Regions from separate parts of the Homo sapiens genome. Here all the other regions are linked to region 1. Evidence: chromatin contacts called from ENCODE Hi-C or POLR2A ChIA-PET data. All regions are on one chromosome and are shown on one strand. The core of a region is the stretch at or near the end of the contact, and the rest is flanking DNA. Distances in the headings are between cores, read along the strand shown.

Region 1 (2,700 bases), core at 78-2,577:
CCTAGCTCTATGTCATCTGGACATTAGAAAGCACTTGGTTGGACAAAGCTTTTTCTCCCCCACAGCACATGCCTGTTTCAGCATCTCAGCCCACATTCACGGAGAGGGAGAATATAGCAATTGTTAAGAATGCAGACTCTAGCACTGCATGCTCTGCTGTTTATTTGTGTTATTTGGGCTAGGTTTTTTAACCGTCTGTGCCTCGGTGAATCCCATCTACAAAGTAGAGATAATAATAGTACCTACCTCACAGGGCAGTTGTAAGGATTAAATGAGGTAACCCGGGTGTAACATTTAAAACAGTGGCAGAGTACATACAGGGATCTGAACAAATGTTAGCTACTATTAGTGATATGTGAGTGGGGGAAGCACACTGCCTTGGACTTGAGGCAATATCAAGTCTGAGTTTCTGGAAAAACACTTGTGGAATAAGTAAGGGCTGGCCACCTCCTAAAACCGGACAAAAGATCTGGCTTGCCTAGATCCTTAGCGTGACTGCTTCTCCTCCTGCCTTTCTAGAGGCAGTATTACGTGATGGAAATACTTGGTGGGTGCTGTGGGCACAAAGATAAGTTAATGTGTTTTTATTCCCTAGGAGCTGAGTCGAGAGTAGGAGAAAAATGCATAAATAATTACCAGGTAGGATGATTAAGCAATATACTGGAGGCAGCAACAGAAACACACCGTGGAAAAAAAATACCCACGGCGTGGATGAAGATATGAGATGTGTGAAAGCGCTAGACACAGGCAGCCACCTGCACCCATGTAAAATTGGATTATTGCTGACTCCTACAAGGCCCACTTTAACGCTTCTTTCAACCAGAATCCCTGCAGAACTAATTTTGTAGAACCGCCGGGGATAAAGACCTTTATTTGCAATGTCGAACTCCAGCAGAGTAACCCCTTTTGCTTTCCACACGCGCAAACCCGGGTCCCAAACGCTGCAGTTCGCGTTTCCCGGCTAACGGAAGAAACACGAGGAACTGTTTGCAGATCTAGGGGATGAAGCCAAAAAACGGAAAGCGAGGCCGAAAGGGCGCAACCACCACGTCTGGAGGAGGCCAGTGAAGTAGAGAAAGGGGAAGGTCAGCCCTGCCCCAGCGCGCTCTGCGTAACCGGGACTTCCTCCGCGCGGCAAAGCCGGGGAACCTCCCTGGCGCCTGCGCCACCGTGGCGAGACTCGGCGCCGTGGACGTGGAGAGAGGGCGACGCACCTGCGCGAAGACGGCAGCGGGAGAAGCCGCTCCAGTGCGGTTGCGCGGCGGCCCAGGCGTCGAGGGGAGCCTCGGCGGGGAGCGCACCGCGCGCCTGCGCGGAGAGCTGCGTGACGCGGCGGCGCGCAAGGGACGTGCGGAGTGAGTGGCGCTGCGGGTGGGGCCGTCGGCGGCGCTGGTGAGCTTTGCGGAGCTGGGCGGTGCCGAGGAGGAGGAGGTGGCGGCCTGGGTCTGACGCGGCCCTGTTCGAGGGGGCCTCTCTTGTTTATTTATTTATTTTCCGTGGGTGCCTCCGAGTGTGCGCGCGCTCTCGCTACCCGGCGGGGAGGGGGTGGGGGGAGGGCCCGGGAAAAGGGGGAGTTGGAGCCGGGGTCGAAACGCCGCGTGACTTGTAGGTGAGAGAACGCCGAGCCGTCGCCGCAGCCTCCGCCGCCGAGAAGCCCTTGTTCCCGCTGCTGGGAAGGAGAGTCTGTGCCGACAAGATGGCGGACGGGGAGCTGAACGTGGACAGCCTCATCACCCGGCTGCTGGAGGGTGAGTGCGCGCCTGGCCGCGGGACAGAGGGAGGTCGGGCACCGCCGCCGACCCCTGCGTCCCCGTCTGCCGCCGGAACGCGAGGGGACCCCTTTCCCGCCCCGAGACGAGTCTCTGGGAGCGCGGCGCGGCGGACGAACCGAGGAGGGGGCGAGGAGGCTCTGGGCGCGGGGGAGCGGCCTCTGGGAGCGCGGTCAGGGGAGATCGGGGGAGAGGGGGCCGTTCCCGCGGACCCTCGGGGGCCAGGCCCGCCGGCCGAAGGCTGTGCGGAGCGGGTCTGCGGGAGACAGCCTTTCGGAAAGGCCGCCGGGCTCCGCGCGCCGTGGTGCTCGCCTCCGGTGACCCGAGGATGGGGAGAGGATGCCTGCCACTGGGCTTTGTGCGTCCGTGGAATCACTGTTCTTCTCTGTTCTCTTTGTGCATTGCCCTTGGCTGCCTCCGATTGTCGTTCCGGGAGTGAATTTTACGTATATATATATAAACCTGTCCTTAACAGGACTGCTTCGTCTGCTCTGCATTTTTACACAATGCTATATAGAATGGATTCTTCTTAAAGAGAGGATAAAATTAGCGGGAATTAATCTACCGTTTGTTACTTGGCCTAAAAAAATTGTAAGACAAGATATTTGATCAGGTTGAAGATGCACCTAAGAAATGTGATGTATGTAGATGGGTTTGCTGAAGGGATTGGCTTTTGCATTTGATTTGAGCAGAGCTTAATTTCTGCACAAACTTAGTGAAAATCTATTTTTAAAGCCTGTCTTGTATTCGAAAGGTATTTGTAGGTCTACGCAGCATTTGAACTTTCCGGGCTCAAGTGTTCTTATTGAATAGTTTTATGTTGGTGGGAAGGCAAGGGGGGAAAACGAAGAGGTGGACTAGCCGGGAGTTAAATGTATTGATTCATTGCAGGATATTATTCAAAGTTAAATGCAGTCTTCTGCCAAACAGT
Region 2 (2,876 bases), core at 250-2,749, 1.5 Mb before region 1:
ATCCCAGCACTTTGGGAGGCCGAGGCGGGCAGATCACGAGGTCAGGAGATCGAGACCATCCTGGCTAACACGGTGAAACCCCGTCTCTACTAAAAAATACAAAAAATTAGCCAGGCGTGGTGGCAGGCGCCTGTAGTCCCAGCTACTCGGGAGGTTGAGGCAGGAGAATGGCGTGAACCCGCGAGGCGGAGCTTGCAGTGAGCCGAGATCGCGCCACTGCACTCCAGCCTGGGCGACAGAGCGAGACTCCGTCTCAAAATAAAAATAAAAATAAAAATAAAAACCTGAACTCACTTTGGTCACACACTGCAGTGGATCGCATTGACTCCTACAAAAGGCAATGAGACCACTGCAGGACTAACTGTTCCAAAAAGATTCCCTCAAAATCTGTCCTGGGGCCTATAATTCCTCAAGGTGTGAAAGGCTTTGGGGGCCCTCCTTAAAATGCTAATAGCTACTAACACCTTAGAAAATTTGCCAGCCAGCTAAACGTAAACCTTTCAGGAACTTCCAGGCAGACACCATGGGGGTAATGTGGAAGGGAAGCCTGGCTCGGCTACTCGAGATGATCACTTGGGTCGGCTTTAAGGAGCTTTCTGGCTGGCCCTAACCAACACTGTCGCGCCGGGAGCAGGGATCCCCTGGCGCCCTTCAGTCAGGGCGCTGGCCCACCCTGGGGCAGCAACGCACTCCCTTACCTCCGTGGTTCAGTCAGAGCTAGGAAGGTCCCTTTGTGCTTCCTGAGATCAACATCGCTCCCTTTTCCTGGGAAGGCAAAGAAAATGAGTTAGGGAAGCGTCTATCCCGCTCCTACCTCCTCGCCAGGCTCCGGGACGCTATGCGCTATCAGCATTGAGGTGAAGAGGACTAGGTGCCCGGGGCGATCCAGGCTCGTGTCCTCCCGCTGGAGTTTGAGGTTTGCCCTTCCCTCATCACCCTCACCCTCGTTCTTTCTCGGTTTCCCGCTTCCCTCTACGCGGCGGAGACCACCACCTTACCGCTCGCACTTAAGATCTCAGACCCACGCCGGAGGCCGGCTCGCTCCGCCCCTCCCCGCCCCCTTGTCCCCGCCCCGGCTCAGACGCCGCTCCCCGGTGCCTCTCGGCACCGGCTCACGCTCTCCAGGCCCACCTGCCCGGTCTCCACACGTGGGTAGCCAGAGCCCGGCCGAGAGCCCTGGCCGGGAGCCCGCGGGGGCCCCGCCCCCTGCCCGCCCCCTGCCCGCCCCGCTCGCCGTGCCGCCATGTTTACTGAGGGCGGATGGAGGGGCCCGAGTTTCTGCGAAGCCGCGACCTCGGCGTCCGGACGCGGGGAACACCGGGCTGAGGGAGTCTGCAGTCGGCTCCGGGAAGCCGCGCGGCGACGGGGGAGGCCTTCACTAAAGGGGAAAAGGAAGAGGGGGTCGGCCAGTATCCCCGAAAGAGGGCTAGGGCGCATGAAGACCAGCGCAGAGCTCCACGAGCAGGAAAAGCCCCCAAGCAGCCCCAGGGCGACTGGACCGGGCCGCTTAGGCCACGCCCGGGGAAGAGGGCCTGACGCGCTGCGGGGCGGGGCCGCGGGGCCGGGTCGCGCGAGCAGCGGAGCACCAAGGGAACGGAAAATGGCGCCTCACGACCCGGGTAGTCTTACGACCCTGGTGCCCTGGGCTGCCGCCCTGCTCCTCGCTCTGGGCGTGGAAAGGGCTCTGGCGCTACCCGAGGTACAGAAGCAAGTTTGAGGTCGGGCTGAAGCAGGGTCGCTGGCCAGCCGTGCGTCGCGCTCGCCAGCGGCTCCCCCTTCTCCTCGGCGGGCCTGCGGTTCTGATTTCGTCCCTGACGCTTCCCGACCCTGCCCAGCCAGGTCCTGTTCCCAAGTACTCACGTCGTGCAGGCCTTCGGCGCCCCAGTCCTGCCGACTTTCAAAGACCTGTGAAACTTGATTTCGCCCCTTAATTTTAGAATAACTTTAAGTTCTTTCTACAGACGGGTCCTCTGCCTCTTGTGTAATCTCTCTACGCACGAACGCCATATATCGTGCGGTGGTAGGGCTGTACTTTTGTAATGCTTGATGAGTTCTTTACGTACCTGCGGTCGTTTTACACCGCGCCAAACTAGGGCTGTCAGATTGAGAAGTCTCTGCAGAAAGCATAATAAATAAGTTCGAATAGTGATCTTCAGAGATGAGGACCTTCCCTGTGCGATATCTGGTACTGAAAGTGTCGGGAGCTGATTCGGCGCAGGACTCTGGAGGAAGAGATGGCATCTCCTAGCCTAGCCTGTTACAAGGGTGGGACACGAGCCGTTTATCCATTTATCGGCCCCGTGTTAGAGGAATTCTGGAAACGTGTACTGGCAGTTAATTCTTGATCGCCGTTTGTTCTTTTCTTGGCTTTTCTTTCTGGAGTTCTAATGTTTCTTTCTCTTCTGCAGATATGCACCCAATGTCCAGGGAGCGTGCAAAATTTGTCAAAAGTGGCCTTTTATTGTAAAACGACACGAGAGCTAATGCTGCATGCCCGTTGCTGCCTGAATCAGAAGGGCACCATCTTGGGGTGAGGGGAAGACATCCCTAGATGCTGGATACAGGCCATTCCTTAGCCTGGCTGCTTTTATACCCTTATATTATTTAAAGAATCCACCTATTATGGTTTCAGCTGTAATCATCACGCAGATGTCTACCAAAACTAGATCTCTTTAGTGTCTTTTTTAACCTTTCCACACTCCAGGTACATACGGGTACCTCTAGCTTCCTATTAAGCATTTCCTACTGAGTGCACCCTAACTTCAAACTCAAAATGTTATGTTTTGCTTCCATTCTCTTCTTTCCTTCATCTACCTAAATACTTCTCTGTATTAAGCTTTTAGAAAACCAACATTTTCCATTATCACTCTCTTGCT
Region 3 (2,700 bases), core at 95-2,594, 1.3 Mb before region 1:
ATATATATATATATATATATATATATTTTTTTTTTTTTTTTTTTTTTTTTTTTTTTGAGACGGATTCTCACACTCTGTTGCCCAGGCTGGAGCGTAGTCGTGCAGTCTTGGCCTACTGCAACCTCTGCCTCCTGGGCTCAAGTGATCTTCCCGCCTCAGCCTCCCAAGCAGCTTGAGAGAACAGACATGTGCTACCTCGCCCGGCTAATTTTTGTATTTTTAGTAGAGACGGAGTTTTACTACATTGAGCAGGCTGGTCTCGAACTCCTGACCTCAAGTGATCCGCCCACCTCGGCCTCCCAAAGTGCTGGGCGTGAGCCACCGCGCCCGGCCGAAAGATTGGTTTTAAAAACGAGTATTTTGAGATGATGAGAAAACGAGAGGGTTTCTGCCAGTTGTCCTTTCTCCCAGTGAAACAGGATTAGAGATTCTCTTTAATGACAGTAAAATTTGGTGATTGTGACATTTCCAAGTTCTGTTGATTGATTCATCATCTTCCCTCCATCATACACGTCTAAGGGCAGAGTGAACTTCCATCCTGAAGGCTCCGCGCTTAGTTTTCGCAGATTAATAGCTCACCAAGAATTTATCATCTTTTCTTTCCACTAACTCGAAACCAATCTAAATTCTTTCCAAACATCTTCTCAACGTAGTCTCCTTTGATGAAATTTACTGTTTCGGATTCTAGACTTGGCTCTTACCAACTTAACTTTCGGTTAATAGCTTAATACCTCTGATTCAGGTTTTTGCATTTGTCAACTACCATTGAATGATAATTTCAATGAGTTCGTTCTTATGAGGATCAAATGAAATAACATCTGTGAAAACCTCTTACAAAGTTTAAGCAAATAGTGCTAAGCAATCACCAAGCGTTAACTACTAATTTTCAGTGTTAGGTAAATTTTAAAAGCTTTCCGGAGAATTGGCGTCCTGCACACCAGTCTCGTTCCAAAATAATGCAGGCGGGGGCTGGGGTGGGGGCGCTCCTCTCGGACTGAGGCTATGTCTTTCGCTCCTTTTGTCTTTTCCAGGCATTAGAACTGTCATGGCGCCTTCAAGAAGAGGTAGGAGGCCCTCTCTGCGTCCAGCAGAACCATCTGGGGCACCTGGACCGGGCGGTGGGGTGGACAGAGAGACGAGCCCCAGCTGGGACCGAAAACATCGACCCCTCCGAGAGGTCTCGGCCGGACCGGCGCAAGGGGAGGAGAGCGGGTGGAAGCCCACCCCAGCGAACGCCCGAGGGCCGGGCCCCGCCCACCCAGAACGTCACCCAATGGAAACCTGCCGGCGGTGCGGCACCGCCCATCGTTGGTCCGGGCGCCGCGAGGGCGGGGCCCGCAGTTCGGTTGCGCTGCGGAGCGCAGCTGTGAGGGAGTCGCTGTGATCCGGGGCCCCGGAACCCGAGCTGGAGCTGAAGCGCAGGCTGCGGGGCGCGGAGTCGGGAGGTGAGCGCCCAGGGAAAAGAGGGCCCGGGAGGGAGGGGTTCGCGAGAGGACGGAAGGATCGGCCTCCGAGGCCCGGGACGGTGGGACCCGCCAGTCGGGTGCTGAAGGCGGCCCTGCTCACTCAGTAGCCCAGGCCCGATCGGGCCCTGCCTGCTGGAGCCGAGGGGCCGCTTCGGCCCCGCAGTCGCTGCTTAGCCCTCCCTGGCGTCTCTGGCTTGGCGGCGGCGCCCCGGGATTCTGCGGGCGCGGGTCGGGAGGCCCTGGCGTTCGCTTGGAACTCCGGCTGCGAGAGGCGGGGCCCGGCGGGTGGGGGCGGGGGCGGGGGCGGCGGTCGCGGCCCGGCGGCCTGCGGAAGCTCGGCGGCCTGGCCTGGCCTGCTCGCGGGGAGGTGCGCAGACTGCGCGGGGGCGTGGCCTGCGCCCCTGACTGCGCTGTCGGTCCGGCCTTTGATGAGGTGGCCGCCGCTGGCTCCCTGGGCCCCAGCCTGGTTCCCGCGCGGGCCGCGGCTGCCTTCCAGACGCAGGGCATGCGACCTGTTGGAGTGTGAAATTCTAGGGGCCGGGTTCCTCCCCAGAGCGGTTTTATTTCCGACTGGACTGTGCTGCGGGTCTCAGAGGCCCTCTGGTCCGTTCAGGGTGAGGACAGCTGAGAGGCCTGGGCCCGTGAGCTCTTGCAGAGGAGTTGACACGCAGAGGGGCTGCTGTCCAATAAACGAAAGTGTCGGGGAAAAACTTTGCAGGGCGATCTGCATTACTCCAAAGTGAACACACTGCATGTCTCAGGGTGGCTGGAGGCGGCGAGAATCCCCTTATGGGAGTATATGAGCTTTTCCATGTGTTATCTCTTTAAAACCTCTCAGCGGCTCCGAGACAAAACTCCCAGTGTCGCAGAGGTTTCTTCATCAATAGGAGTAGTGCTGGAGAATCTTGGGCACTGCCCTCATTTTGCCTGCGAAGGAAAAATTAGGAAGGGATAAAAAGTCACAAAAATTAGGAAGGTGGGGGGGATAAGCAAATTCCAAGGGCATCTATCTCTGATGAAGGGTTGGTGTCTCCTGTGGTGCCCTACTGTGGATTAGTTATTTGTGTCCTCGGTCCAGAAGTTTCTCTGGAGCCCATTGGCTACAGCTTTCCTGTATTAGAATTCTACTGTTATTTCCTACTGTAGTCTGGCTGGGAATTTTATTTAGTTGTTCAGATTTTAGATGCATTCAGTGAATGCAGCTGCTCAAGGAAGTAACTAATAGTGTCTTACC
Region 4 (2,819 bases), core at 149-2,648, 1.1 Mb before region 1:
AACAAACATTTATCAAATGCCAGGCATTCTGTGTCGGTCAAAGACTGATAATGTGAGATCCTTGCCCTGAAGTGAGGAAGAGAAACAGAAGCAGAATATTTCAATATGAAACATGGTAAGTACTGTTCTAGAGGTATATGGACCTGGGGTACTGGAAGCACAAAGGAGGAGCTTCCTGGGTGAAATGACTACCTTTGTTCTAACAACATTATACTACTCAGTTTCTTGAGAATGCTGTACATTTCCACAATTGACACTTTCAGCTGTGAACTCTGCCAGAAATGCTCTGCCAACCTTGCACATCCCTGGCAGACTCATATTCATTTTTAAGTACAGCATAAGTCCCCACCGTCCGTCACTTCACCAGTGCATCTCCCTTTCTCTATTCTCACAGTGCTTTGCAAGTCTATGTCACAGCAGTTATCCTTGGATTTTAATTAGTACTTATCGCAATAGATTTTTTCTGCCCGTCTATTTCTTATGGCTGTGGTCTTGTTACAGGGCCAGGCACACAGAAATATCTGGCATTTGTTGAATGTTTACTATATGCCAGACTTCACCTTTTTTGTTTGTTTCTTTTTTGAGACAGGGTTTCACTCTGTAGCCCAGGCTGGAGTGCAGTGGTGCAGTCATGGTTCACTGCAGCCTCAACCTCCTGGGACCAAGCAATCCTCCCACCTCAGCCTCTGGAGTAGCTGGGACTACAGGCGCGCACCATCAAACCTGGATTTTTTCTTTTTTTTTTTTTTTTTTGGCGAGACAGGGTCTCGCCATGTTGCCCAGCCTCCTCTGGAACTCCTGGGCTCAAGCAATCCTCCCGCCTCAGCCTCCCAAAATGTTGGGATTACAGGCATGAGCCACCGGTCTGGCTGGCCTTTATTGTTTGATTCAATTCTTCCAACAACCCTATGAGGCTAATAATCTTATCCCCATTTTTCAGAGTGAGGGCTGAGGCCTAGTGTCTTGCCCAATGTCACAAATGGCGAGGTCAAAAATCGACAGTCTCCAGAGTCTGCTCTCTTAACCACTTAACTATTCTGCCTTAATAATTTCAGAAAAAAAATAAATGAATGAACGAAATAACAAAAAAGTCGCCCTCTTCCCTTACTTTACCGAAAGGAGCACGAAGAACAGGCACGGAGCCCAAGGAATGCCCAAGTCCCTCCAGGGGTTTCCTCGGTCACGGTCCGCCGGCGCAGGCGCCAATCACAGGGTCCTGAGGTCGCCTGACGTTCAGGGCAGCCGGAAGACGGGGAGGTCTGGACCTGAACCGAGACAAGGAGGTACCACACTATTCACTGCTGCGTCGCAGAGCGGGCTGGGCGGCTGTCTGGACCTCGAGAGGCCTGAGGCAAGGATCGCGTCAGACCCCGAAAGCTGGTTTGTTGATTAGTGATCTAAGACCGCCGGAAGCGCTTCTTCTCAATCAAGCTATGCAACAGGAAGTCATTACGATCCCGTTGTAACCTCTAAATATGTCCCCGTTCTGCACAGCATCCCGATAACCGTTTTGTTTTTCTCATATTATGACCTTCTCATGTTAGCACCACTTCGCAACGCTCCAGGTCGTGAAGGAGCAACTTCACCATCGCCGCCTACAGACGCCACTGGGAGCTTGGGAGAGTGGGACGTGGACAGGAACGTAAAGACCGAAGGGTGGGTTTCGAAGGAGCGGATTTCGAAGTTGCACCGGTTGAGGATGGCTGACATTCTCTCTCAGTCAGAGACCCTGGCGTCGCAAGACCTCAGTGGGGACTTCAAGAAGCCAGCTCTGCCGGTGTCCCCAGCGGCGCGGAGTAAGGCCCCGGCCAGCAGTTCTTCAAACCCTGAGGAGGTACAGAAGGAAGGGCCCACTGCGTTGCAGGACTCCAATTCTGGGGAGCCCGACATCCCTCCTCCTCAGCCGGACTGCGGTGATTTTAGGAGTCTACAGGAGGAGCAGTCGCGCCCCCCGACAGCGGTTTCTTCCCCTGGCGGTCCAGCCCGGGCTCCCCCCTACCAAGAGCCTCCATGGGGTGGCCCTGCCACAGCCCCCTACAGCTTAGAGACCCTGAAGGGCGGCACTATCCTTGGCACCCGTAGCTTGAAAGGGACGAGTTACTGCCTTTTCGGGAGGCTGTCTGGCTGCGACGTGTGCCTGGAGCACCCTTCGGTGTCTCGGTACCACGCAGTGCTGCAGCACAGGGCGTCCGGCCCTGACGGAGAATGCGACAGCAACGGGCCGGGCTTCTACCTCTACGATCTGGGAAGCACCCATGGCACTTTTCTCAACAAAACTCGCATCCCACCTCGCACCTACTGTCGAGTCCACGTTGGGCATGTTGTTCGCTTTGGAGGCAGCACCCGGCTCTTTATCCTGCAGGTAGGTAGAAAAACCTAGAATTGAAATTTCGGGTTCATTGGACTGCGTTCTTGTGCTTCTTAAGCTTTGGATGAGGAAGAAGAATCTCCCACTCAGCGATTACGAAAGTGAAGGAATCAAGTCTGGCCTATCATCTTCAGACGGCTGTACACATTGCTATATTTCTGAAAGTCATGTTCACAATCCCGAACTCTAAAATAACTTGTTTGGCCAGGCGCGGTGGCTCGCGCCTGTAATCCCAACACTTTGGGAGGCCCAGGCGGGAGGATCGCTTTAGCCCAGGAGTTTGAGAGGAGGCTGGGCAACATGGCAAGACCCTGTCTCTTAAAAAAAAAAAAAAAAATTAGCCAGGCATCATGGTCCCAGCTGCTCAGGAGGCTGAGGTGGGAGGATCACCTGAGCCCAGGAGGTCAAGGCTGCAGTGAGGTGTATTACAGCCACTGCACTCCAGTCCAGC
Region 5 (2,869 bases), core at 192-2,691, 1.7 Mb before region 1:
GCCGCGCCGAAGCCTGCAGCACCCCGCGGTCGCCGTCTCTCTTGCACTGGTCAGGACGAATAGAGCCTGACAAAACCTGAGTTAATTGGCCGAGCGAATGTCGTTCGCGTCAGGAGAGCACGTCCGGAGAAGCCAAGGGAAATGTGGAGCAGGAGCAGCCAAAGTGGCCCATCGGCTCTCGAGCAGGGTTTGCGCGTCGCGGTCGCAAAGCCCCTGTGAGTGCAGGTACCGCGGCACAAGCGCTGCCCCGGAGCTCCAGGAGGCGGCGGCGGGCTCGGCGTTCGCGGTCCAGGAGAAACCACCGCGGGGTGTTGGGAACATTTTGTTAAAAAGCCGGGAAGCTCAGGGCCGGTGTGGCCTCCGTTCTGGCCTGAGAACCCGGACTTTGGGCAGCTTCTTTTCCTTGCCTTTGGGTCTCCGGCTTTCTCAGCTCTGTGAGGTCCCATGGGTCTCCTGCCCTGGCAGGTTCCTTCAGCTGGAGAAAGCGGGGGTCATGGCTGGATGAGGTTGCGGTAAGCATTAGAGGGCTATCAGCAGCATCTTATCGCAGCGGAGCCTTCGATAGCTCAGTTGGTAGAGCGGAGGACTGTAGTGGATAGGGCGTGGCAATCCTTAGGTCGCTGGTTCGATTCCGGCTCGAAGGACTTCGTCTGTAATTTTTAACCTCAATTTAATTCAATTATCCCATAAGGGGAAAGGCTTGGAGGCCTCCTGTGACTTAGCATTCGTACTGCCGTCAGTCCATAGGGAACACCGTAGTATGTAGTATACGGTAACGCTCTTTCTGCGTTCAATGTACATGTGGTAACGTGTTTTAGAATGTTTTCTGCTTAAGCACACGATTATATGCTTGATTTTTAGAATCTTGCACATGGATGCCACTGTATTGTACTCTGCTAAATAAATGTCCTGAACTGTGGTTGATCCACTGGTCAGTGAACAGTGCAGTGAACCTGTAAGGCAAAGGGAAAGAACTAAGCAGCAGGCGGGGGATTAGCTCAAATGGTAGAGCGCTCGCTTAGCATGCGAGAGGTAGCGGGATCGATGCCCGCATCCTCCACTCAGCTTTTGCGTCCGTCACACTACAGAACACAAAACGGGAGGGATTCCCGGCGCAGTGGGCTACGTGTTTCATTTTAGAGACACAAGACTGTTAAGCGATAAGGAGTTTCACACGATGTCTTTTTATTTCGCAGTTGAGTCCCAGTTTCTGCCGCTTTATCTTTCCCGCCTCCCGGCAGGCAGGCCGTTAACCGTCTTCCGGAAGACGCTGCTAGAACCCTCCGGCCGCTCCTGCCCGCCATCGTCCCCGAACGACACTCGCTCAGGTACCCACTAACGTGCGAGGAACCCTGAGAGCTGACCAATGGTAGCGAGCTTTACTGGGCGGGTCGCCAGCTGCAGCCACGGCCAATAGGCGAGAGACTTCTTGTTTCCTGGCAGAGCGGGGTCCCGGCACCGCGGCGCTCGGGTGTTTTTGGGGGCCCGGGTGGAGGGCCCGGGTGCCGGGGCCCAAGGTGCGGCCTCGCTAGCGGGAGAGGGAGCGGGATCACCGGCCCGGAGAGAGGTGAGGGGCTCTGCGCGGACTACGGGCCCCGCCAGCCCCGGCCCCGCCAGCCCCGGCCCCGCCCCCTTCTCTCAGCCCCTTGAGCCCGAGCCCCTCGAAGGCCACCCCGCACCCCGCTCCCGACCTGGCTTACGCGGTCCCGACCCCGCCCAGCTCCGTGGCCTCACCTCTGACTCCTAGGCCCTCCCTGCCTAATCCCCTGCCGCGGGAGCCCGTCTCGACCCCTTCCATGCCTCCCAGTCCCACCCTGCCCAGGGCAAGCCCGCTCGGTGTGACGGTTCCCCGCGAGTCGAGGGTGGAGAAGCCAGCCTCCTTCCCCCGAGTGGGACTCTAGCAGCCCACCTCTTTTAGGGGTGCTGAGAACACCCATTACTCATCCACAGCTACTAGGGTAGCTTTCTCAGGGTGCAGTGCTTACGGGGCGGAGGGGGATGGAAACAGACCCATGCCCTGGCTGGAAGGGAGCTCCAGTCGCTAGGTGAGCCCAGTAGCCTTTGGCTTGGCAGAGGCACCACTGTTATAGTTTTTCTCCATACTAGGCATAAGGTAGGAACAAAAAAGGAAGAACCAGCCCTTCCAGGGCTCAGGGGAGCAACACCAGAATGTCCGCTCAGTACTTGTGAGGACAGAGGCTGGAGAGAGGACTACCCATTTACACTCAGAACCTCGATTCCTCTCTCTGCTCTGTGCTGGAGAGTGCAGAGCCAGAGATCCAGAACGGCCCATCTCTAAAGGTGGCCATGTATGGTGGTGAGTGTATCTTGGCTAGGTTTGGAAAATCTGACCTCTCTGATTATATTCTCTAATCTTTGGGCTGCAAAGCAGCTGAGAGTTTAGTGTTTTTCAACATAGTTAAGCCACTGAGTTTTATTTGGGAACAGCCAAGCTAAAGTAAAATGGGGTCCCTTTAGGTCATTTACAACCCTTAGTGTTGGGGTACAGAATGCTGCTTTCTCTTGGCCTTTGCTGGAAGACCACTTCTATGTTTTCTAAGAGGGAGACAGCCTTTTGTTTCATAGGGCACTCCCTAAGAATAGCTCTTATTTATCAAGAGATACCCAGAAAACTCTTCGATTTGTCTTCCCTTTCCTCCTTAACCTAACCCTTGTTTTCCCCCAGCTCTCAGGGCCAGAGCGGGGCAGGAGGATGCTTTCCCAGCCCCACCATGGAGCTGCGCTGTGGGGGATTGCTGTTCAGTTCTCGCTTTGATTCAGGGAATCTAGCCCACGTGGAGAAGGTGGAATCTTTGTCCAGTGATGGGGAAGGGGTAGGAGGTGGGGCGTCAGCCCTGACCAGTGGCAT

The links. A loop is a pair of places that touch in the nucleus more often than their neighbours do. ChIA-PET counts read pairs that join two places held with the same protein, here RNA polymerase II (POLR2A). Pooled maps may share reads with other maps.
Region 2: a loop to region 1 is called in a pooled map, with 8 times the contacts of the local background. The contact joins the promoter of SLC5A6 here to the promoter of PPP1CB-DT in region 1. A Hi-C loop is called at or near these places in 2 of 37 single-sample maps with no recorded cell type and 7 of 50 pooled maps.
Region 3: a pooled map shows a loop between it and region 1 (13-fold over the local background). The contact joins the promoter of NRBP1 here to the promoter of PPP1CB-DT in region 1. A Hi-C loop is called at or near these places in 2 of 37 single-sample maps with no recorded cell type and 9 of 50 pooled maps. POLR2A ChIA-PET finds 5 or more read pairs at or near these places in 2 of 52 experiments (H1 and activated CD4-positive, alpha-beta memory T cell).
Region 4: a map with no recorded cell type shows a loop between it and region 1 (10-fold over the local background). The contact joins the promoter of SUPT7L here to the promoter of PPP1CB-DT in region 1. A Hi-C loop is called at or near these places in 1 of 37 single-sample maps with no recorded cell type and 7 of 50 pooled maps. POLR2A ChIA-PET finds 5 or more read pairs at or near these places in 2 of 52 experiments (BJ and endothelial cell of umbilical vein).
Region 5: a pooled map shows a loop between it and region 1 (17-fold over the local background). The contact joins the promoter of AGBL5 here to the promoter of PPP1CB-DT in region 1. A Hi-C loop is called at or near these places in 2 of 37 single-sample maps with no recorded cell type and 6 of 50 pooled maps.

Annotation. Positions count from the first base shown.
Region 1 is chr2:28,750,429-28,753,128 of GRCh38, forward strand. It overlaps PPP1CB-DT (PPP1CB divergent transcript), which reads right to left and starts at 1,328. Exons shown (of 5, transcript XR_007086259.1): 1 at 1,215-1,328. PPP1CB (protein phosphatase 1 catalytic subunit beta) reads left to right here and starts at 1,402. Exons shown (of 8, transcript NM_002709.3): 1 at 1,402-1,748. The coding sequence starts at 1,697. RefSeq lists enhancers at 815-1,024, 1,328-1,972 and silencers at 1,155-1,344, 1,835-2,054.
Region 2 is chr2:27,210,769-27,213,644 of GRCh38, forward strand. It overlaps SLC5A6 (solute carrier family 5 member 6), which reads right to left and starts at 1,500. Exons shown (of 17, transcript NM_021095.4): 1 at 1,252-1,500; 2 at 699-765. ATRAID (all-trans retinoic acid induced differentiation factor) reads left to right here and starts at 1,273. Exons shown (of 7, transcript NM_001170795.4): 1 at 1,273-1,699; 2 at 2,409-2,530. The coding sequence starts at 1,601. RefSeq lists an enhancer at 1-154 and silencers at 937-1,256, 1,447-1,696.
Region 3 is chr2:27,427,287-27,429,986 of GRCh38, forward strand. NRBP1 (nuclear receptor binding protein 1) reads left to right here and starts at 1,345. Exons shown (of 18, transcript NM_013392.4): 1 at 1,345-1,445. RefSeq lists a silencer at 1,713-1,862.
Region 4 is chr2:27,662,216-27,665,034 of GRCh38, forward strand. It overlaps SUPT7L (SPT7 like, STAGA complex subunit gamma), which reads right to left and starts at 1,399. Exons shown (of 6, transcript NM_014860.3): 1 at 1,114-1,399; 2 at 1-66. SLC4A1AP (solute carrier family 4 member 1 adaptor protein) reads left to right here and starts at 1,674. Exons shown (of 14, transcript NM_018158.3): 1 at 1,674-2,362. The coding sequence starts at 1,700.
Region 5 is chr2:27,050,227-27,053,095 of GRCh38, forward strand. It overlaps AGBL5 (AGBL carboxypeptidase 5), which reads left to right and starts at 1,442. Exons shown (of 15, transcript NM_021831.6): 1 at 1,442-1,567; 2 at 2,687-2,869. The coding sequence starts at 2,733. TRY-GTA2-1 (tRNA-Tyr (anticodon GTA) 2-1) reads left to right here and starts at 556; the gene lies at 556-644. TRA-AGC8-1 (tRNA-Ala (anticodon AGC) 8-1) reads left to right here and starts at 988; the gene lies at 988-1,060. It overlaps AGBL5-AS1 (AGBL5 antisense RNA 1), which reads right to left and starts at 38. Exons shown (of 2, transcript NR_046730.1): 1 at 1-38. RefSeq lists silencers at 1-32, 735-1,029, 1,433-1,872, 1,893-1,942 and enhancers at 193-482, 653-882, 1,197-1,696.